Regions from separate parts of the Homo sapiens genome. Here regions 2, 3, 4, 5, 6 and 7 are each linked to region 1. The links are chromatin contacts, found by Hi-C in ENCODE. All regions are on one chromosome and are shown on one strand. The core of a region is the stretch at or near the end of the contact, and the rest is flanking DNA. Distances in the headings are between cores, read along the strand shown.

Region 1 (2,920 bases), core at 233-2,732:
GTCTCTAGGCAGACACAGTTGCACACGGCTTAGTGAGGAGAACGGGAGCTAGCTCCCAGCTACCCCTCGGCCCCCTCAACCAGCTGCTTTTGTTCATGAACATTTCATATTAACAGACCTAAATCAAATACAGCTCTCTGTGTACTCCTTCTGAACTTTAGTTTCCAAGGAAATGAGACACAGACAGGCAGGGGAATGTAACAGAGCCAAAATGCCTGGCTTCAAATTTTGGCATTTCTACCTATTTTCAACTGATCAGCAGTATAAACCTTAAGCGAATTATTAATCTCTCTGTGCCTTAATTCAGTTACCTGTGAATGGGGACAATAATAATGCCTGTATTCTCTATTTCCTGCAGCTTCTGACAAGCAAGTGCTATTATGCTTCATAAAACTGCCCTTTTGAGTATGCTTTCTAGAAAATGAATCTTTTAAGAAACCCAGAACTCAAAAATAATTGCTCTGTCCTGTGAGTTACCATTACCCTCAGAAAAGTCTGTAACTGTGATTGGTTGTCTAACATAATTAGTTCCGTTGGTAATGATAGTTAAACTGCCACAGGTTTTTTTTTCCTCCAACAGATGTAATTACTTGCAAATGTTACTAAGCTGGAGGAGCCTCAAGAAAGTCTCTTTTTCCACATGCATGAAAGCAATGACTAATAAAAACCTAAAACTCTCTAAGAAATGGTGTTACACTTAAGTTAACCACACGGGATTATTGGTTATAACCACATTATACTGAACATTTATTAGGGCCTCAGGACACCTCTGGCACTCTGCAAATCCGTAATGACGATCGCTTATCTGAGATAAAACACACAGGACATTCCCCAGGCTCCGCTGGAACTAATTCCTGTCTCCTAAACAAGAGGCTAGAAAAGTCCAAGAATCCAGGAACGGCCCCACATCAGGCAAGGATTAGAGAAGGGACAGCGGCTCCGTAGCTGGATCTCCTAGACTCAGAGGAGTTTCCAAACAACAGGCGTCTTTTTCAGTATTATAACAGAATTAACGGTGGCATCCAACATTTTCCTATGCACTGGTTTTAAGCTTATTTCTATAAAACCTCATTTAATTCTCACAAGAACATCACTGGGAACGCACTAACCCTTTACAGGCACGAGGAAACTGAGACAAGGAGAGATTAAGTAACTTGCCCAATATTTTACTGCGAGGAGCAGGCAGGACTGGCTGGTAGGTGCGTGAGGACGGCTAGGGCAGCAGACCCTCAACCTCGAAGGACGACGCGAGCCCGCCTCCCACGCAAGAGGTTCTGCCGAGGGGACGCAAACTCCCGCAGCCTCCCAACCCCGCCCTCCAGCGCTGGCCGCGGCTTCTCTTCCCCAAGCCAAGGACGGGTTCATTGCTGGCCCCACGCCTAGGCAAAGAGGGCTCGGAGAAGTCTTGGAGACCCGGAGCTGACTCACCTCCCTGGGAGATATCTCAGATCCGACCTCGCCTTCCTGGAGCGGAAGTGCCTCCGAGTGCCCACGGTTCGTGGACTCCACTTCCCAGAATTCCTAAGCGGAAGCGTCTCAGAGTTCTCTCACTCCTGGACTACAGTTCCCAGAATGCTCCAAGGGCAGCGCTTCCCACCAGCTGGGCTTTGTTTTGACTCAAGCCGGTTGGGTTTGAGCCACTTCTCTGGTGCTACTACTGTGAGATTCGTTTTTGTTTTATTCATTTTTAAAAGCTCATGAGAAAATAATTGTAAAATTTTTAAAGTGATGACATATAAAAATGAAAAGTGCAGCTTGTATTATTAAAATAAGTTAGAAACCAAAATTTTTCGCAGAAGCAGAGGGTAGGCTAAAATGGGAAGCGTAAAAGTGACTTAGGCTGAGCTCCGATGGACGCTGAACGTTAAGGAACACCAGATCTCAAACTTGTGTCAAATGCCGGCTCCCCAAATATCATCAACTCAACCTGTTGATAAGACAAAAAACAGAATTTATTGTTGATTGCAGTAATGGAGAACAACACTTCGACGGAGCGTTGGCACCTTCACAGAGCAAAGTGTCAAGGCAAGGTTGGAACTGATTGAGAACTGGATGTTTAAGGCGGGTCTTTCAATGCAAGGGATTTTATTAGTATTGCATAATGATCATGATACTACAGTCCAGGATTGGTGGATATAGCAAGGATTTTTGAAGCAAAGAATCTTAAATTGCAATCTATTGACACTTTCTTTGGAAGAGATTGAAAATTTGATGGGTCTCTGTGGAAGTTCCCATAATGAACAATTAAACAGTTTGCTTGGGCAGGAATCTCCTGGAATAAAGGCCTGCTGATGAAGACAGCTGAACAATCATGTTAGTGCCGAAAGTAAATTGTGATGAAACGGGAAAAGTTCACTTCTCCCTCTCCCAGGGCATGTGATGGGGTGTGGCTCGCTTCTTCGTGCCCAGCCGCTCAAACCTCTAGGGGAGCATGCACACGGGCAGGTTGTAGGGCTCCAACCCCACGGCAGTGTCTAGGGGTGAATGTTTACAGCTCCTGAAGCCCCAGTGGGCGTGTGTTATAGGGTGCTTTTTTAGTTCAGCCATCTGTAGGAGGCTTGTGTTAGCTCAATTAGACCCCTGACTTATCGCAAGCAAGAGAGGGCTTTCTGTATCCCAGAGGTTCTTGCCTTGGTGTACCAGAAGAATCGCATCACACATAGGCTTGGAGAAAGAGTGCAAGGATTGGAGAAACCTTGGAGAACGATTTGTAAGTAGCTCTCAGCAGAAGGGGGAGCCAGAAGGGAGATGGTTTTCGCCTGGAGTCAGCCTCTCAGCGGCCTGGGCGCTCCTCCGACTACCCAGGCCAAACTGCGTTATTCCACCGGTTAATGGCCTGCTGGCCTGCCGGTCTCTTCAGTGTGCTCTTTTGCCGACCCGCTCCCCTCGACAGCCTCTCGACAGCCAGCTGTTTGTGTGT
Region 2 (2,920 bases), core at 176-2,675, 8.1 Mb before region 1:
AGCCATTAATTTTTTTTTTTTTTTTTTGTACAGGCCAGGCTGGTCTCGAACTCCTGGGCTCAAGTGATCCTCCCACCTCGGCCTCCCAAAGGGCTGATGTGAGCCACCACACCCGGCCCTACATCCACTCCTGAGACACAGGACACAATCACAGACACCTCTATACCTTTCCAGTCACAATATCTTTCCAGTCACAATCACACACCCGCTAAGACACACCCAGTCACACAATCTACTCTCCACTGTGATACAGTTACTCCCGTATAGTCACAAGCCCCACACACCAACACCCACAAATGCCTCATATAGTCACAGTCACACACCCACTCAGGGGACACACGCCATCACTGGTACTTTACGGCACCCAGTCACAACTGAACTTTCACTGTGGACATACACACAGTCACACTCACACAAGCAACCCACACAAGCAGTGGCACCCCACTCCCGCATACACAGCACCACACACATACACACAAACACACACACCAAGGGATACAGGAATACACAAGCGGCGTCACCACACAGTCACAGGCACAGGCAATTGCACACGGCCACAGTGTCACACAACCAAAACCACGCACACACCTTGGAGACATGAATCACAACCGCACACCCGCAGTGGTCACACAGTCACAACTGTACTCACACCCCAGGAACAGGGCGAACAGGCCACATATACAACGGGGACACACGCAGTATCACCCCCGGTCACAAGGACCCTGCACCCCGATACTCTCTATCACACATGGTTACACAAAAACCACCAGACACCCTGGAGACAGGCGGTTACACGTGCACAGTTGCAGACACCCACACCCAGCCACACAGCCACAAAGACACATTCAGAACGGCGCATCCGCAGCCAGCTCCCGCCTGCGCGCACAGATTCGAGGCTCCGGACACGCCCCGGCCCCGCCCAGGACTCCCAGACCCCTCACCTTCTGCCTCCCCTGGTCGCGTCCGGGTCCTTGCGGAGCTAACTAGCTCGCCACGACGTCAAGAACGACGTAACGTCAGGCCGCTGTGGGCTCTGGGAATTGTAGTCCAGAGCTAGATCGGCCACGGACAGAATGGCGTTCTCTTATCTCTGAGTCGGGGCCTGGCTCGTTTTGACATTTTTGCGCCCACGAGTCTTCGGAGAGGGCGTCGCCACTCCAGACCTTCCAGCAAGCTTGAAGTCATCTGACGCTAAAGGACTACTTACCTCAAGAGCTCCATCGTCACAGAAGGAGGCGGCCAAGTTCGCGGGGGGAGGGGAGGAGACAGAGAGTCGACCAGTAAAGCCTCAAGGGAAATGTAGTCCAAGGCCTGAGAAGCGACGTTGCTGGTAATAGAAGGTAATTCAGTACCAGCCTGGGCCTGGCCGCGGTGACCGAGGCGGGCCGCGTCGCGGAGACTTCTGGGAGTGCTTCCTCGCTCTCCGAGTGCGCAAGCGCAGCGCACCGAGTGGACATTTTGGTCTTTGTCCGCGGGTCAGTACGGCCCCTGGGTCCACGTGGCGCGAAAGTAGGAGGTGGGATCTGGGCGTCTCGGGTCGGTCGGACCGGGGAGGTTAAAGGGGAGGATTCCTGATCTTTAGGGGCGCGGCGCGAGGGCAGGGAGTGGGTGTAAGAGCTTCTGGCCTACGTGCGGGGCGGAGATGGGGGCCTCTGAGGCGGGTTTGAGCGAGTGTGACCGAGTTTGTCCTCAAAGTTTGACCTGATGTTTGGGATTGTTGAGTGAATGTGAAACTGGGTGCGGGATTGTGTGTGATTGTGCCTAAGAGGGAGATGTAGGAGACCAGCATTGAGGTATAACGTTTGAGCTGCACTTCCCTTGTCGAAAGTGCTGATAATTATAACGGTGCCATCTTCCTGGAGCGTCTTTTTTACTTGAAAATTGAAGGGGTGGAAAAGCTAAGTGGTGAATAATTTTAAAACGAGTTTTTATATAAAAGCATTTCTTTTTAATTGGAGTGGCATGCAAATCACCGTGACTTTTTTTTTTAATTAAACGAGAGTGTTTCGAAGGAACTTTAGTTTCGGGGTGCCTACTTCAGACTATTCAAATCCCCATCTTTGGGGTACTTAAATAGGGCTGTTAAGCAAAGCCCTAGACTAAACAGCATTGTACGCTTTGAGAAGCAATCCCATATAACGGCGCCCAGGATGAGGGAGTCAACGGTTTTAGGTTAGGCACAGTTATCCTCATTTTTTGAAGAAAGCTTAATTGTTGCAGTGTTTATCTATGAGTCTGGACTAAATCCTAGGTGTCTTAATTCCTTAATGAGTCGAGGCGTTCTCAGGTTGTATGGATTTTGTGAAGTAATGGAGAATGCTACTGACGTCTCCAAAGATGCGTTTTCTAAGGAAATCACCCCGCCCCCGCTGTCGTCATTGACATAGTTTTAAATTACAAAAAGTTAAATAAAGTAATTGGGTACCAAGTTAATATCTATAAATAAATAGCCTTCTAATTTACAAATATCAGTTAGAATACATAGTTGAAGAAAACTAATATTTACAATAGCAGTAAAAAGATAAAGTATTGTGGAAGAAACTTAAAGGTTCAGAACTATTAGGAAAGAACTTTAAAATACTACTAAGGGGCATAACAAATGTGAACAAATAAATATACCATGTGACATTAAGAAGTGTGCGCAAACTTAAGTGAATGTATTAATTTACTGTGATCTTGGTCGGGTGCGGTGGCTCATGCCTGTAATCCTAGCACTTTGGGAGGCCGAGATGGGTGGATTACCTGAGATCAGGAGTTCGAGAGGAGCCTGGCCAACATGGTGAAACCCTGTCTCTACTAAAAAAAAATAAAATAAAAAAATACAAAAATTAGCCGGGCGTGGTGGCGGGCGCCTGTAATCTGAGCTACCGCGGAGGCTGAGGCAGGAAAATCGCTTGAACCTGGGAGGCGGAGGTTGCAG
Region 3 (2,920 bases), core at 221-2,720, 7.8 Mb before region 1:
AGGGCTGACTGTTCATTCACTGATTCAGCAAACATATACATTTATGATTATGTGTGCTGAGAAACCTTGGTTTACAATTTGTAATGGGATATAACAAATCAAAGGATCAAACTTACTTAGAAGCCTTCTCTAAGATGTAAGTGCCTTAGAACCTGGCTAGACAGTGCTATAAATTGCTGAAACAGGTACAGAGGGGAAATAGATGGAGGCAGACTGCAGGAAGAAGGAGCCCTTTAGACATAAAGAGCTTGAAGTTCCCTGTAACTTCCAGGTGGACTGCACATTGGGCAATTAGATAATATGGATTAGGAGCTCAGGACAAGCCTCCAGCAGAAACAGACATTTATTAGTCATCTGTATTAGATGAAGCCATGGATGGCAGTGTAATGTTGTTGCTGATAGGAGTACTTAGATGATCAAGGCCAGAAACTTAGAAACACCAATAGTTAGGGGAAAAGCAGAAACTAAGTCCTGTCTTCTTTGTATCTTTTACTTTTTCTGTATATTTCAAAACTATTAACCCTGTTACTTTTTTATTTTATTGAAAAATATGTTAAGAATAAGTGTGACAAGATACTTGAATATGTTGATATGTTAAGAATAAGTGTGACAAGATACTTGAAGATAGGATACTTCTATCTTTGTATACACAAGAAAAGAATTTCCCCTATATTTACAAAAGGCTGGGGAAACCCTGATTAAATTAGGAGTGAGATTGCTGCCCTCACTGACGAACTAGGGAGTTTCTTGACCTCTGCGCTAAAGGCAGGACAAGTAGCTTCCAAATTCTGTGCCGTCTGCGCTATTGGAAACTACCTCTTAAAGATATTCCTTAGTTCAGGGTTTCTCCAAGCAACTGCACCAAAGTTTCTCCAAAGTATTAAGAAAAGTCAATGCCTACTGGGTGTACAGGCACCCAGTAACAAGTTTTTCCGAAATCTTGCCTCTTTAAAAAAATAATGGAAAGGTAATGCTGATTTTGTTTTCTACTCCACAATAGGTCTGCTTTTATATAAAAAATCACCTTTAAAATTACTTATCCGCTCAATTCCTTAGCCTTTTCCGTTTCCTATTTTCCAGAAAACGCATCTTTATTATTTTAGAAATGAGAAAAGTGAGGCTTAGAGGTTACTACCTCACAAAGCCATCCGTCCATCCTCACAAACTTGGAACCAGTTTCTCACTAACTCTGCACCCTCAACACCCCCTCACACTCTCGGTCACCCACCCGCGAACCCACCCGAACTGTACCCCTGCCCCCAGCCACACAAGCTCGGATCACCGCACATCATAGAAGGCGATTCCTCCCCTCCATACTCCCAGCCCCGTCGCAGGCACTGCAAATCCTCCCCTCCAGCGTCCCTGGCCCGTTTCAGTGTCCAGAAACCCAAGTCCCACAGGGCCGAAACCCAACTCACCGGCAGACAAAGACGACCATGGCAAGTCGGAGATTCCGCGCCTGCGCACTCCTTCCGCGGGCAGCGCTCCCAGAGGTCTCCTGGGCTGGGCCAGGCCCCGACTCAGAACCGGACGGAATCGAGAGATCTTGGCCCGTCCTCCGTGCCACTCTTTTGAGGGTAGACTACATTTCCCAGAAGGTTCAGCGGTTTGAGTCAGCTTTTCGCGCGAACTTTTCCTCCGCCAGAGCTTGTGGGACTGTCTCCCTGGCCGGGGCAGGGGTGTAAGGCCTTAGTCTTAGTTTACTCTATCCCTGGGATTGGGTAGTGGTGTAACATCAGCTTAAACACGCTGTGCTGACTTTATGTAACAGCCACGGTGCGATACTAAGCCAGGAACCCCAGGAGACTCTCAGACACGGTTCGGGAATGAGGGTAATCCCTTTGGCTGGGCTCAAGCCGGGCGCCATCTTGCTCATCGCGGGCGTGGCGCTGAACTACATTTCCCAGAAGGCGCCGCGCCCTCGGCCCCTCCCCTCGCGACTCCCGCGGCTCGGGGGAGAGCTGCACGCGACCCAGGTGCTGGCCTCTGAGCGGGTCGGCTCGGAGACTACAGGATCAGGAGGAGGTTGGAGGTGAAGCGTCTGGAATCCGGTGCGGAGGTTGAGACTGAGTATTAAGTCTGTTCAGGCGGAACGCGCCGAGAAGGGCGGTTGTGAAATTGTGTTTTTGTGAATGTATGTCCTAGCACAGTGTGTGTGTGATTGTGATTGTGTGTGACACCTTGTGTACGGATGTGGGGAGGACTCTGCGGGTGTCCCGTGAGTCCCTGTGTTAGGACTGTTATTGTGTGACTGTGTAACGCTGTGTGAGGGTGTGGGTTAGCTGTGACTGTGTGCCCGCGGTGGGTGTGTGATTGTAACTCTGTGACCATATGTTCGTTTGTGTGCAGATATAGGGAGCTTTGTACTTATGTAGTTGTGACTCTGTGTCCTTGTGTGGGAGTATGGAGGGTGGGTGCTTGTGACTTTGTGTACAGTGGTGGGTGTGTGACTGTGAAGCATTGGGTGTGCGTGGAGTTGAGACTGTGTTTGTGTGTCTTTGACCAAATGTCACACATAGTCATATGTGAGAGCAGAAGACAGCTCGGCCCCGTGATAGTAAAGGGGATTTTTCTATGACACTGAGTTTTGAGTTGGAAGCCCCAGTTTCCTCTGATAGCCCTCCCATGGCGGGGGAGGGGAACGCAGAGTAAGCTCTGGCCTTGTCATTTGGGCCCTAGGGGAGGTGTATTGTCTCCCTTCTCATTTCTGTCCTCCAAGAGAGGTTCCCCAGAGGAGAGGAAATAACGGTTGTGATATCTAAAAGCCATGTTTAAGGTGCCTTGAAGTTTTCTCTTTGTTCCTGAAATGCTTTATTTTTCCAGGACCTGATTTTTTTTTTTTTTGAGATGGAGTCTCGCACTGTCGCCCGGGCTGGTGTGCAGTGGCGCGATCTCGGCTCACTGCAACCTCCGCCTCCCA
Region 4 (2,920 bases), core at 260-2,759, 7.6 Mb before region 1:
TAAAGAAGAATCATACCTGGAAACATCCTGAAAAATATTCTTAAGTTTGTCTTTGAATACAGACAAAAGGACATAAATATCTTTTAGTAAGAAGTTGCAGAGGCCGGGCGCGGTGGCTCACGCCTGTAATCCCAACACTTTGGGAGGCAGATGCGGGCGGATCACGAGGTCAGGGGCTCAAGACCAGCCTGGCCAACATGGTGAAATCCCGTCTCTACTAAAAATACAAAAATTAGCTGGGTGTGGTGGCGGATGCCTGTAATCCCAGCTACTCGTGAGGCTGAGGCAGGAGAACTGCTTAAAACCCGAAGGCGGAGGTTGCAGTGAGCCGAGATCGCGCCACCGCACTCCAGCCACGGTGAAAGAGAGAAACTTCGTCTCAAAAAAAAAAAAAAAAAAAGGAAGTTGCAGAACAATGTGTATTGTGGCCAAATCTCAGAAAAAAAAAATCAAACACATAGGTACATAAGCATACTACATATGTGGTGTTTTTCTGAGGCTGTAATGATAAATGCGGGGTAGCAATGTGATTTTCGCTTGTGTTGTGTGTGTAAATCTACAGCTAACTCCTCAAGTAGTCAGGAAAGGATGAGAGATGGATGAATGACAGATCTCTGGAGTGGGGCGTCCTGAGCCTTAGATGTGTGCACAGGAGCGGGGTGAGGTGAATGTGCGTGTGTCTGTGTGTGAGAGACCAGAGTTGACTGAGAGGAGTGGAAGCTCTCTGCCTGATCGTGTGAGCCTGAGGATAACGTGAATGTTTTTTTGTTTTTTTTTTTTTGAGACAGTTTCGTTTCACTCTTGTTGCCCAGGTTGGAGTGCAATGGCGCGATCTCGGCTCACAGCAACCTCCGCCTCCCGGGTTCAAGCGATTCTCCTGCCTCAGCCTCCCAAGGAGCTGGAATTACAGACATGCACCACCATACCCGGCTAATTTTGTATTTTTAGTAGAGGTGGGGTTTCTCCACGTTGGCCAGGCTGGTATCGAACTCCCGACATCAGGGCATCCACCCGCTTCGGGCTCCCAAAATGCTGGGATTACAGGGGTGAGCCACCGCTCCCGGCCTGTAAATGTGCTTTTTCTTTCACGTAAATAAATGAGATTTACACAAATAGCCATTCACAATCATGGTCACAGTCACCTACAAACCCCATTTACACAAATGATCAGGCACACAATCACACTGTCACTAAAGCACACCCACGCACCAGGTCGCTGTCCCAACAGTAACACACAGCCCAAAGAGAAACCCTACTTCCTCACGCATTCAAAACACACCCACCTAAGGGCTGATCCCGCACTCAGAGGCCTAAAACTATAGACATTCCCTTCCGCGGCACTGGTGAGCCAGGATTTCTTACCTTCAGCATTCTCAGGGAAGGCTCTGGTCCAAGCTCTGATTCGGATTCCAAGCGAAGCCACACGCCCAGCTCTTCCTTCTCCACCGGCCCGGGACATCCTTACCTGCCTCTACCCGGAGACCATTCCTGCGAGGCTCCTACCGGAAGTAGCTGTGGACAGCAGTGTCCTCTGGGAAATGCAGTCCGAGGGGAGAGCGCCTGGGGTGGAGCGGGTGTGTTCCGCCGGGCTCCGGGATGCACTTGCGCAGTTTCACCCGAGGCTGGAGTGACGCCAACCTGTTAATGTTCGTTTTCGGATTCTGGACTTCGGGTTCCGCTGAGGACGGATTTCGGAATAGGCACAGTGGCTGCCCCGAACCCCTCAAGGCGGCCTCCGCGGGCTGTGGCTGAAGATAATTTTCGGCGGGCGCGGACTAACCCGGCTTCCCTTTGTGGAGTTGTGGTGAGAAAGGTGTTTTGTTGTGCGCGTGTCCGAAGGTGACTCCGGAGGAGAAGGTGGATATGAACTGACGGTGAGGGTGTAGCGCGTGAGATTTGTATGTGAAACGATTTAAAAAAAAATTTTTTTTTTGGCCGGGCGCGGTGGCTCACGCCAAGGCGGGCGGATCACCGAGACCAGCCTGACCAACATGGAGAAACCCCGTCTCTACTAAAAATACAAAATTAGCCGGGCGTGATGGCGCATGCCTGTAATCCCAGCTACTCGGGAGGCTGAGGCAGGAGAATCGCTTGAACCCGGGAGGCAGAGGTTGCGGTGAGCCGAGGTCGCGCCATTGCACTCCAGCCTGGGCGACAGAGCAACTCCTTCTCAAACAAACAAACAAAACTGTATGTCATATATTTGACTCCATTTATTTATTTATTTAGAGACAGAGTCTTCTTGCCCTGTTGCCCGGGCAAGAAAAAACAAACAACAACAACAACAAAAAACTGTACGTCATATATTTCACTCAACTTTTTTTTTTTCTTTTTTTTTTTTTGAGACGGAGTCTCGCTGTCGCCCAGGCTGGAGTGCAGTGGCGCAATCTCGGCTCACTGCAAGCTCCGCCTCCCGGGTTCACGCCATTCTCCTGCCTCAGCCTCCCGAGTAGCTGGGACTACAGGCGCCCGCCACCTCGCCCGGCTAATTTTTTGTATTTTTAGTAGAGACGGGGTTTCATCGTGTTAGCCAGGATGGTCTCGATCTCCTGACCTCGTGATTCGCCCGCCTCGGCCTCCCAAAGTGCTGGATTACAGGCGTGAGCCACCGCGCCCGGCCTCTTTTTGAGACAGGGTCTTCATGCCCTGTTGCCCAGGCTGACTGCGGTGGCGCGATCCTAGCTCACTGCAGTCTCCACCTCCTCAGCTCCTCCCGCATCCACCTCCCAAAGTGCTGGGATAGCAGGCGTGAGCCACCGGGTCAGGCCAAAACGATTTATTTTATTTTTATTTTTTTGGTAAAGACAGGGTCTCGCTATGTTGCCCAGGCTGGTGGTCTCGAACTCCTGGGCTCAAGCGATCCTCCCGTCTCAGTGGCCAAAGTATTGGATGACAGGTGTGAGCCACCGCGCTGGGTGGT
Region 5 (2,920 bases), core at 136-2,635, 7.6 Mb before region 1:
CTTTGTCTCAGAAGTCTCACAATATCACTTCCACCACATTCTATTGGTCAAAGCACCTCACAAGGCCCTGCCTAATAGTAACCTAACCACTGACTAGCATTTCAGGAGGAGAAAAAATACTCCCTTGCTGAAAAACAAAATCAAAGAGAACAAAAATAGAAAATACAACAAAACTTCCTTGACCTTGGTTTTCAGATATGCTCAGCAATGGTTCCCTTTCCTCAGGGCTCTTAGAGAACCTCAAGGCAAGGGAGAAGGGGTAAGGAATCATGAGACATCAGACCTTTCTTGGAACCCAGATTGGCTAAATTGGAAAAAATTATTGCCACCACACGAGCTCTCATCATCTACCATAAACATACTCAGATGGAAGTAAAAGGGAGATGGGAGTACTGCTAACCCTTCTTAGTATTCAAGGGAAAGGCCAGGGTCACTGATATCCAGGACTGGGGACTTTCTCAAAATTCACGTTAAGTCTCCTGCGGAGACAGCTCTGGGAATGATGTGGATCACATGGAACCTGACCTCTGAGAGTTCCCAAGGGAGAGCCTCTGAGGAAGGAATCCTACTCCTAGGTTCTCCCCACGACGTCTTCCCAGAACTCTGCTTAAGGGACACTTACAACTCGAAAAGCCTCGTTCCGAAAACAGGTCTGTCCTTTTTCTGTTTGCAGATTTTATTCCACCACTCGATTATCCCTTCCCTTTTTGATGGCCATTTCACTGCAGCTGGGGTCTATACAGCTATAAAGCGGGAGAAAAAAGGAAGCTGGGAACTCAGAGATGCAGAGCCCAAGAAACAATCGAGTCTAAAACTGCCGCTTAGGTGGGCACTCCGCCAGGATCCCCTGTGTCAAACACCAGGCTGAGAACTGGGGACAGGTGTGCCCTGAGAAGACAACGCGGGCCATGCTTCATTGCAAGATGACTCTGCTTAACATAGGCATGGATCATAGTCCTCACAGGCACATTGGGGAGATCTTCGACAGACCCCTCAGTCCCAACATTAAACACAGCACTGCAGAAATGAAGCTTTACCCGTTACACACACAACACCACAGACCTAAAAGGCTCTTCCATCACACGGCCACAGCAGCACTGTCATGATGGAAGGTCTCAAACCCTACAGTGTCACACACCCGACAGCCGACCACGGCCACCCAAAGGTCCCGCATCCGAGCAGGGACAGGAACACAATCACGCACCTGTCGCAGCCTCCTCGCCGCGCACACCGCCGCCTTGTCCTGGCATCAAACACACACGCACAGGTGCATACACAGGCCCGAGCTACGGCCCTGCACACCCTGTCTGCGTCCCGGGAGCTCGGGGCTTCCTCACCGTGAGCGCCGCCCTCATCCCAGCCACGCACTATGAGAATTTGGAAGGGGAACCAGAGATCAAAGTTCGAAAACCGCCCGGGCGCCTGTGGGAAATGTAGTCCAAGGCCGGAAACGCCCGGATGTGGAGAAGGCGCGCGTAGCCGGTGGACAGCAGGAACGCGCCGCGGAGACACCTGGGAGGCATCGTCCGCGTGGGAGTGCGCATGCGCAGACGCCCGGCCGGCAACCGAAGGTGAGGCTGGTGGGTCCCGCGGGCGCGGAGAAGGCGGGTGACGGTGTGACCCGTAAGGAAGGCTGAGGAGGGAGGCGGGAGCCTGGGCTGGGGAAAGCAAGAAGGGAAGAGGAGCAACCTGGGACGAGGAGTTGGCTGGAGGAAAGTGCGAGTCCGGGCCTCAGAGAAGGCTGGGAGGGAAGCAGGAACCAGAGCGCGGGCCCGGGAGCACCTGAAGAAGGGAACCGGTTGCCCGAGGCGGGGGGTGAGCTCCCCAGTGGCAGGAATTTCGTCTGATTTTCGTCCCCTGGCTCCTGGAGCACGGCCTGGCACACAACAGGCGCTCCGTGTGTGTGTGTGTGGCTTTTCGTACCTGTCCTGTGTGTTGTGGTAGGGGAATGTGTTATTCTGTGTGACGTTGTGGAACCGGTTGTTTATGAAAGTGATAGGGTCCCTGCGTGTCTTAAGTTTTAATTTAAATTAGATGCGAGTCGATTTGTGTTTGAGCCTGTGTCCGACTCTGGAGAGGCGACAGTGAGGGCATTGTGAGTGAAAGGTTGTTACTTTTTGTAGAAGTTCTGTGAAATTGTGCACGACGTGGGGGCCTATGGGATTATGACTATGTAGTGGGTGATACAGCTATGAATATGCCTAATTTTAAAAGTATTTGGTGTACACGACCTATGATGACTGTGAATGTGGCACACTGTGTGACTTAGGTGGAGTGCTTGAGAAACCGAGTGTTGACTAAAGTATGCATTGTTTAGATTGATTTATGAGTATTGGGCATTTTATATATGCCTGTAGAATTTGACTCTGGTAATTAGACAAGTAAAATAAGTAGTGATTTTTTTTTTTTAATGGAGAGGAAGAGGCAAAATAATTTTCAGAGGGTAAGATTGGGCCCATGCGGGCCGGGCGCGGTGGCTCACGCCTGTAATCCCAGCACTTTGGAAGGCTGAGGCGGGCCGATCACGACGTCAGGAGATCGAGAACATCCTGGTTAACATGGTGAAACCCCGTCTCTACTAAAAATACAAAAAATTAACCGGGCGTGGTGGCGGGCGCCTGTAGTCCCAGCTACTTGGGAGGCTGAGTCAGGAGAATGGCGTGAACCCGGGAGGCGGAGCTTGCAGTGAGCCGAGATCGTGCCACTGCAATCCAGCCTGGGTGGCAGAGCAAGACTCCGTCTCAAAAAAAAAAAAAAGATTGGGCCCATGCGCGGTGGCTCACGCCTGCAATCCCAGCACTTTGGGAGGCTGGGGCGGACAGATCACCTGAGGTCAGGAGTTTGACCAGCATGGTGAAACCCCGTCTCTACTAAAAAATATAAAAATTAGCTGGGCATGATGGCGCATGCCTGTAGCCCC
Region 6 (2,920 bases), core at 258-2,757, 7.5 Mb before region 1:
CCCCTTTCTGTCAGTTTTTTAATTTTATATTTGTTTTCAAATGAGTCCTCACATTGATTTTAAAAATTTAACAAGAGTATAGTGAAAAGGAAGTTCCCCTTTCACTATTTATCTTCCCCATATGCATCTATTATGACGGGTTTCTTTTTTAAACTACTTGGAGTACTCATAACTGATTTTGTACTCTAGTTCAGAAGAAATGTCTGAATGTTAAATGTTTACATAAAAAATGCTATTTTATTATATCAGTAATGGAGCTTCCCCCCTTTAAAACTGCTGCACCAGGAAGATACAACCTTGTTATCACAATTTAAAGAGAAAATGAGACTTGGAGGTTCAGATTCCTCCACAGTCATAGTATCAGCTACCCACGCAGTGACCCACATTCAGGTGATTACACACACTCATACACAGATCCATACACGATCTTGCCCCCCCCACCTCCACACACTCAATATGACCTCCCCACGCCCAAAGCTGCACACATCTTGACCTCACTTCTCTCACACACACACCAATCTGACCCGCACGCGGTTTCTTTCACTCAACTACCCAGACACCCCTCATCCCACCAGCACAAGCAGGCCCACCGCGGTCTCACACACACTCGAGCCTTCCTTTGCCCAGTCTCACATGCATGACTGGGATCGCGGATTTGTCCCCTTCCGACTCCCCATGCTGGTTCGGTCCCAGACGCTCAGGTGCCACATTGGGGTGCGCTCTCCCGGCTCCTCCACACGCTACGCAGCTGCCCGCCTCAAGAGCGTCTGCGTGCTTCCAGCGTTAAGTGGAATTCCAAGCAGCCTCCGGGGCACAGTTAGTCTGGTCACTGCGGCCAGACTGCCGCCTCAGGACCCAGAGAACGCAGCACACTTTAGTTGGGCCCATCTATCCCCGGCGAGGCTTGGACTACGTTTCCCAGGAGACCCTGCGGTCCAGTATGTCTCCCGAGGAGGGGCGGAAGCCCGGGAGCCGCCCTCTGAGGCTGGGCGGGGTGAAAGAAAGCTTGCCCCAGAGGACTTAAACAGGCAAGAAGGACTTGGTTAAAGACTATTGCAATAGTCAACTTCCAATACAACAGCAGCTGGAGATTTATAGCTAACGGGCTGGGTGAAGGAGTTAAAGGATGCTAAATTACTAAGAGGAAGTTAAGTATCAAGAGTGGGGGGATTGTTACTAAACTGGCTTAGCTGGATTCTTGCTGAAGTGCTGTTCGCAGGCTATGGAGGAGGCCTGGCCAAGCAAAAAGGGCTCAGAGGAGCCTGACTAAAGCTTGGTCTAGGGACTCCTTGTCAGGTGAGACTCCCGGAAGGCTCCGATGGGCAGCTCACCTCAAAGAGATAGTTTTGTTGGTGCCAGAGTCCGCGCCAGGGGAATCGGGATGGCTGGGCTGTAGCTTTCGGCAACCTGTCGCTTTCTGGACTACACTTCCCAGAAGCCTCTAGGCCCAGGGCACTCTCCCGCGATAACTAGATTGTCTCTTGAGGAGTGGGCGGGATCTTCCCGCGGATTTGGGCAAGCGGCCTTGGGGCTTTGTGAGATAGCTAGGGTCGACTTGTGTGGATTCTAGTAGAACGGAGCTGACCCTATCCGAACAGGCGTAAGTGAGGCGGCTCGGAGCCTGGCGCGACAGGAACTCCCGACCTGTGTGGGCTGCGTGGGGAACAGGCTAAGGAGCGATTGTGAGGAGTGTGTACGGTTGTGACTGGGGGCGTGTGTCTGTGCGACCGTGTATGGAACTGTGAGGGCGGGGAGGAGGACTTTTTGTTTATGTTTGTGCGGGTGTGAGTAGAGTTTAATTGTGACCGGGTTGGGCACTGTGTTTGCGAGTGTGAGGTTCCTGGACCGCGGTTGTGACTGTATGTCCCCTTGGGGTGTGTGTGTGTGTGTTTACTACCATTTGCCGAACTGTGTGTAGTATGCCTTAATTTTGAGGTTTGTGGCTGCTTCCGTGTGTGTGTGTGCGCGCGCGTTGGTGATATTGTTGATGGAGGGTGCGTGTGAATTTGTTGTCATTGTGACCCCAAGGTGTATGTCACTGGGAATTTGAGAGATGCCCACGGACTCTGTGGTTGTGTCCGTGTCTACCCCCGTGGTGTGTATGAGTGTGTGATTGTGTGTTGTGTTTAGGTTTGGGGTGCCTGTGACGTTTATGTCCCTGCGGTGTGAGTGAGTTTGTGTGACTATGTGTCCGTATAGCCAATGTAGGTATGGGGAGTCTTTGTCTTTGTGACTTCAGCCATTGGAGACCCCTGTGAGCTCAGGGACAGGTTCTGCCCAGAACGGCATTGACCCTACCGTTGTCTGTGATGCCCGGATTAAGCAGGATGCCCTAGACTTCTCTGACCTTCCTCTGTAGGTGATGGGCAGTAGGGGCTGAGCAAAGATAACTTCTGACATAGTCAAACCAACTCCCTCTCAGAAGAACCTGATGTTTCCTGACTGCTTTCTCCTTCCTCAGCCCTGCCCTGCTTGGATAGAGGCCTCCGAACAGGAGTAAAGAATGGCTGTTGAACATCCACAAGGCACCTGCAAGGTAGCTTGTCCTGTCCTCTTGTTTAAGAAAAATCCCTTTTTCTTTGTCAGGACATAGTTGCTTTCCTTCTCTTGAAAATTCTTGCCTATGAGATGACCTGATCCCTGGAGTTTCCATTTTGAGAAAATGTGGTGTCTTCAAACCCCACCTCCCACACCTGATTTTCCCTTACTGATTTGTCAGATGGTTTTAATTTTTCTTTTTCTTTTTTTTTTCTTTCTTTCTTTTTTTTTTTTTTTTTTTGAGACAGAATTACAGGCGTGAGCTGCTGTGCCCGGCCTTATCCTTCTACTCTTGATGGACATTTGTCTTGTAATTTTTGGCTACTACAGGCAGTGTGACTATGATCATTTTGTGCGCATATTTTGGTACACATTTGCTTGC
Region 7 (2,920 bases), core at 269-2,768, 7.4 Mb before region 1:
TAAATCAGAATAAATATTTGAGAAGAAAATTCAGCAAGCATAAGTGGAGCAACCATCCTTTTCTGTGATGGGAAAATTATAGGGACCTATAATTAAATGACATTCCTTTAAGCAAGAATTTTCAGAAGAAAAAGAGGAAACCCCAACACACCTTGGATACTGCTTGTAGAAGTTCATCATGCATTCTTTCCTCCTCTTCTGGGTGACACCTGGAGAAAGGTAAAATTGGGAGAGGGAAGAGTAACTGTGAGACACCAGGTTTTTCTTGGTACCCAGATTAGTCAAGTAAGAGTTCTTCCCCAGCCCCATTACCCACCACACATGAGGAATGGAGATCAGAGGAGAATGGGGCATTCTGTCCAATTCCAGTGGCTCAGGGGAAAGGTTGTGTTCACTGCTGTCCAGGGTTGGAATCTGACCAGACCTCAGAGAGGTTTCCTAGAGACAGAGTTCTGGAGTCACAATCGCATAGTTGACAGGACCCCATACTCATACACAGAATGCCACATACATTTAGGGACAGTCACACTTAAGGCGACATGCACGTCTCACCTGCCCACAAGGAGCCACACACGGCAACACAGTTACAATCACATACACACCATAGGAAACACACAATTACAGCTGCACAATCGTAGGCACCCCACACTGTCGCAGAGTCACAATCACACATCACCACGGGAACACACAGCCACAACCCCCACAGTGACAGGTATCCCATATCCGCACATAAGCCGCAGTGTTATTATCTCCCAGACAATTTCACAACCTCCCCTCTTTTTTTGGGGGGGTGGGGTGGGGTGGGGACAGAGTCTTGCCCTGTCGCCAGGCTGGAGTGCAGTGGTGCGATCTCGGCTCACTGCAACCTCCGCCTCCCGGGTTCAAGTGATTCTCCTGCCTCAGCCTGCGAGTAGCTGGGATTACAGGCGCGCGCCACCATGCCTAGCTAATTTTTGTATTTTTAGTAGAGATGGGGTTTCACCATGTTGGCCAGGATGGTCTCGATCTCTTGACCTCGTGATCCTCCTGCCTCGGCCTCCCAAACACAACCTCCACCTTTCAGGCCGCTCCGCCCGCAGGGGCCCAAGGCGCCAGCTCCCCATCGGTCTTCGGTATCCTCACCTAAGCCCTTTCCAGTCATCCCGGATGGGAACTTGCAGACCTGAGCCAGTTCTCCTGGGGACCAAAATATCTCACCTCCCAGATCTAAGGGTCCCGCCAGGAGTGACGAAACGTTCGAATTCCTGCGAGAAAAGTGGCAGGCCACCAGGCCCTCTGGGAAATGTAGTCCAGAGCGGGACCCACGCCGATTCCTGTCAGCTCCTCGCCTGGGCCCACCCGAAACGGCTGCTCCCTCAACTCTCAACATCCAGCCGAGCCTCGGAGTTGCGGGTCGCCGTAGCGCTGCGCAATGGAGATGAGCCTCCCGGGGAACCCGGCCCAAGCCTCACCCTCACACAGGAAAGCAGATGTGTTCTGGCCGGAAGTTGAGTGGGGCCGCGGGGCCTGCTGGGAGGTGTTGTCCTCGGAAACGTCGCTGGCGCGGAGGGATGGTTCGGCGCTTTAGGCGTCTGTCACAGACCTATCTGCGGGTCGCCTTCACCCAGCATCTCAGAAACTGCGCGCGGGATGAACATTCGGGTGTTTCCGGCAGGTGACGCTGCCGAGTCCCCGCAGCAGGGGGCGAGCAAGGGACTCGCGGTTGACGGGACACGGATCCTCTAAGGCCCAGAGTGTCCCGAGTAGCGGCAGTGGGGAGTGCTCAGGGTACGCTAATGGTGAGTGGTTGCAGTTGATGGGACAAAAAACTGTGATGGGAGTTAGTGTGGGTGTGTGGTTGTGTGTGTGAGTGTGACGGCACGAATAATCTGATGGGGTGATTGTGATATTTGGTTGCGCGGGATTATGATGAAATGTGTGATATGTGTGTGATTATGATTAAGGCTGTAGCGAGTGTGAACGTGGCGAAGTGTGCGTGATTGTAATATGTCTAGTAGTTCTTGTCTTGAGCTGGCTTTTCTGTAGCATTTGGCACAGTTGGTAACGGCTTGAAAAACACTTATTTGTTTTCTACTGATCCTCCCTCCTTGTTGGCCACTCCTCTGTAGTCTTCTTTGCTGTCTTTTTTACCCTAGTAGCCCTTGGCCCTTTGTAATTTTCCACTATTCCTTGGCGAACTTTTCAGGTTCATTATTATCTTATGACTTGCTGCTTTTATGTATGTTAGTTAGCTATTGCCATGATAATAATTATGTCTAAAAACCACCCCTGAACTCAATGCCATACAACAGCAAGTCCTTACTCTCCTGTTCACAGGCTTGCGCATTGACTGTGTTCAGCTGATCTAGGTGGGGCTTGGCTGAGTGGATAGGCTGCGTGACGAGTTAAGATCTGCGCCGCATGTGTTCTTTCAGGGTCTCAGGCCAAAAGGACATTTGTTGCCAGGGCATGCTCTGCTCCTGATGGGTCACCAGAGCGCAAGAGAGATTGCCTCAACCAGAGCAAGTCACATGGCTAAGCCTAAAATCAATTATGCCCACAGTTGGAGAGCAAAGTTACCTCGCAAAGAGTATGAATAATAATCTATTAGAGGGTGTGAGGAATTGGACTAAAATTCCAGTCTACCACCTTAAGAAACATACCTCTTTATCCTGGTGAATGCCTTTTAGTCCGGGTTCTCTTTTGTCTGATAATATTGCTTTTCAAGTTTTATTGTATTTCTTAAGAATTTCATTTTCTAACCCCCTTGTGTCTTTATGTTTCAGATCTGTGTCTTGTAAAGAGCATATTGCTGGGCTTACATCCGTTTATCTTGTTTGACTGTTATTTTAATAGGTGAGTATAGTTCAGTGGCATTTATCATGATTGCTCATAAAAAATGTTTTATTTTCTATTACGCCTTAAACATTTTTGATTGACA

The links. A loop is a pair of places that touch in the nucleus more often than their neighbours do. Pooled maps may share reads with other maps.
Region 2: a pooled map shows a loop between it and region 1 (10-fold over the local background). The contact joins the promoter of ZNF146 here to the promoter of ZNF235 in region 1. A Hi-C loop is called at or near these places in 4 of 50 pooled maps.
Region 3: a pooled map shows a loop between it and region 1 (13-fold over the local background). The contact joins the promoter of ZNF260 here to the promoter of ZNF235 in region 1. A Hi-C loop is called at or near these places in 5 of 50 pooled maps.
Region 4: a pooled map shows a loop between it and region 1 (21-fold over the local background). The contact joins the promoter of ZNF461 here to the promoter of ZNF235 in region 1. A Hi-C loop is called at or near these places in 5 of 50 pooled maps.
Region 5: a loop to region 1 is called in a pooled map, with 15 times the contacts of the local background. The contact joins the promoter of ZNF567-DT here to the promoter of ZNF235 in region 1. A Hi-C loop is called at or near these places in 5 of 50 pooled maps.
Region 6: a loop to region 1 is called in a pooled map, with 7 times the contacts of the local background. The contact joins the promoter of ZNF345 here to the promoter of ZNF235 in region 1. A Hi-C loop is called at or near these places in 2 of 50 pooled maps.
Region 7: a pooled map shows a loop between it and region 1 (17-fold over the local background). The contact joins the promoter of ZNF568 here to the promoter of ZNF235 in region 1. A Hi-C loop is called at or near these places in 5 of 50 pooled maps.

What each region holds. Positions count from the first base shown.
Region 1 is chr19:44,303,543-44,306,462 of GRCh38, forward strand. ZNF235 (zinc finger protein 235) reads right to left here and starts at 1,483. Exons shown (of 5, transcript NM_004234.4): 1 at 1,429-1,483. RefSeq lists enhancers at 1,266-1,819, 2,396-2,897, 2,898-2,920.
Region 2 is chr19:36,213,681-36,216,600 of GRCh38, forward strand. ZNF146 (zinc finger protein 146) reads left to right here and starts at 1,426. Exons shown (of 4, transcript NM_007145.3): 1 at 1,426-1,516. ZNF565 (zinc finger protein 565) reads right to left here and starts at 985. Exons shown (of 5, transcript NM_152477.5): 1 at 942-985. RefSeq lists enhancers at 940-1,369, 1,480-1,669.
Region 3 is chr19:36,526,801-36,529,720 of GRCh38, forward strand. ZNF260 (zinc finger protein 260) reads right to left here and starts at 1,471. Exons shown (of 3, transcript NM_001166037.2): 1 at 1,419-1,471. RefSeq lists enhancers at 768-1,478, 1,219-1,848, 1,479-2,187, 1,999-2,198.
Region 4 is chr19:36,665,328-36,668,247 of GRCh38, forward strand. It overlaps ZNF461 (zinc finger protein 461), which reads right to left and starts at 1,510. Exons shown (of 6, transcript NM_153257.5): 1 at 1,363-1,510. It also overlaps a transcript of ZNF567 not described here. RefSeq lists an enhancer at 1,687-1,816.
Region 5 is chr19:36,686,064-36,688,983 of GRCh38, forward strand. It overlaps ZNF567-DT (ZNF567 divergent transcript), which reads right to left and starts at 1,386. Exons shown (of 4, transcript NR_110708.1): 1 at 1,205-1,386; 2 at 623-743. ZNF567 (zinc finger protein 567) reads left to right here and starts at 1,549. Exons shown (of 6, transcript NM_001322917.1): 1 at 1,549-1,571. RefSeq lists enhancers at 1,356-1,405, 1,966-2,605 and a silencer at 1,606-1,665.
Region 6 is chr19:36,849,369-36,852,288 of GRCh38, forward strand. ZNF345 (zinc finger protein 345) reads left to right here and starts at 1,508. Exons shown (of 3, transcript NM_001242472.2): 1 at 1,508-1,600; 2 at 2,462-2,536. It also overlaps a transcript of ZNF790 not described here. RefSeq lists an enhancer at 1,031-1,270.
Region 7 is chr19:36,914,814-36,917,733 of GRCh38, forward strand. It overlaps ZNF568 (zinc finger protein 568), which reads left to right and starts at 1,519. Exons shown (of 7, transcript NM_198539.4): 1 at 1,519-1,778; 2 at 2,766-2,835. ZNF829 (zinc finger protein 829) reads right to left here and starts at 1,478. Exons shown (of 6, transcript NM_001037232.4): 1 at 1,198-1,478; 2 at 317-438; 3 at 152-209. The coding sequence starts at 354. RefSeq lists enhancers at 1,114-1,163, 1,224-1,603.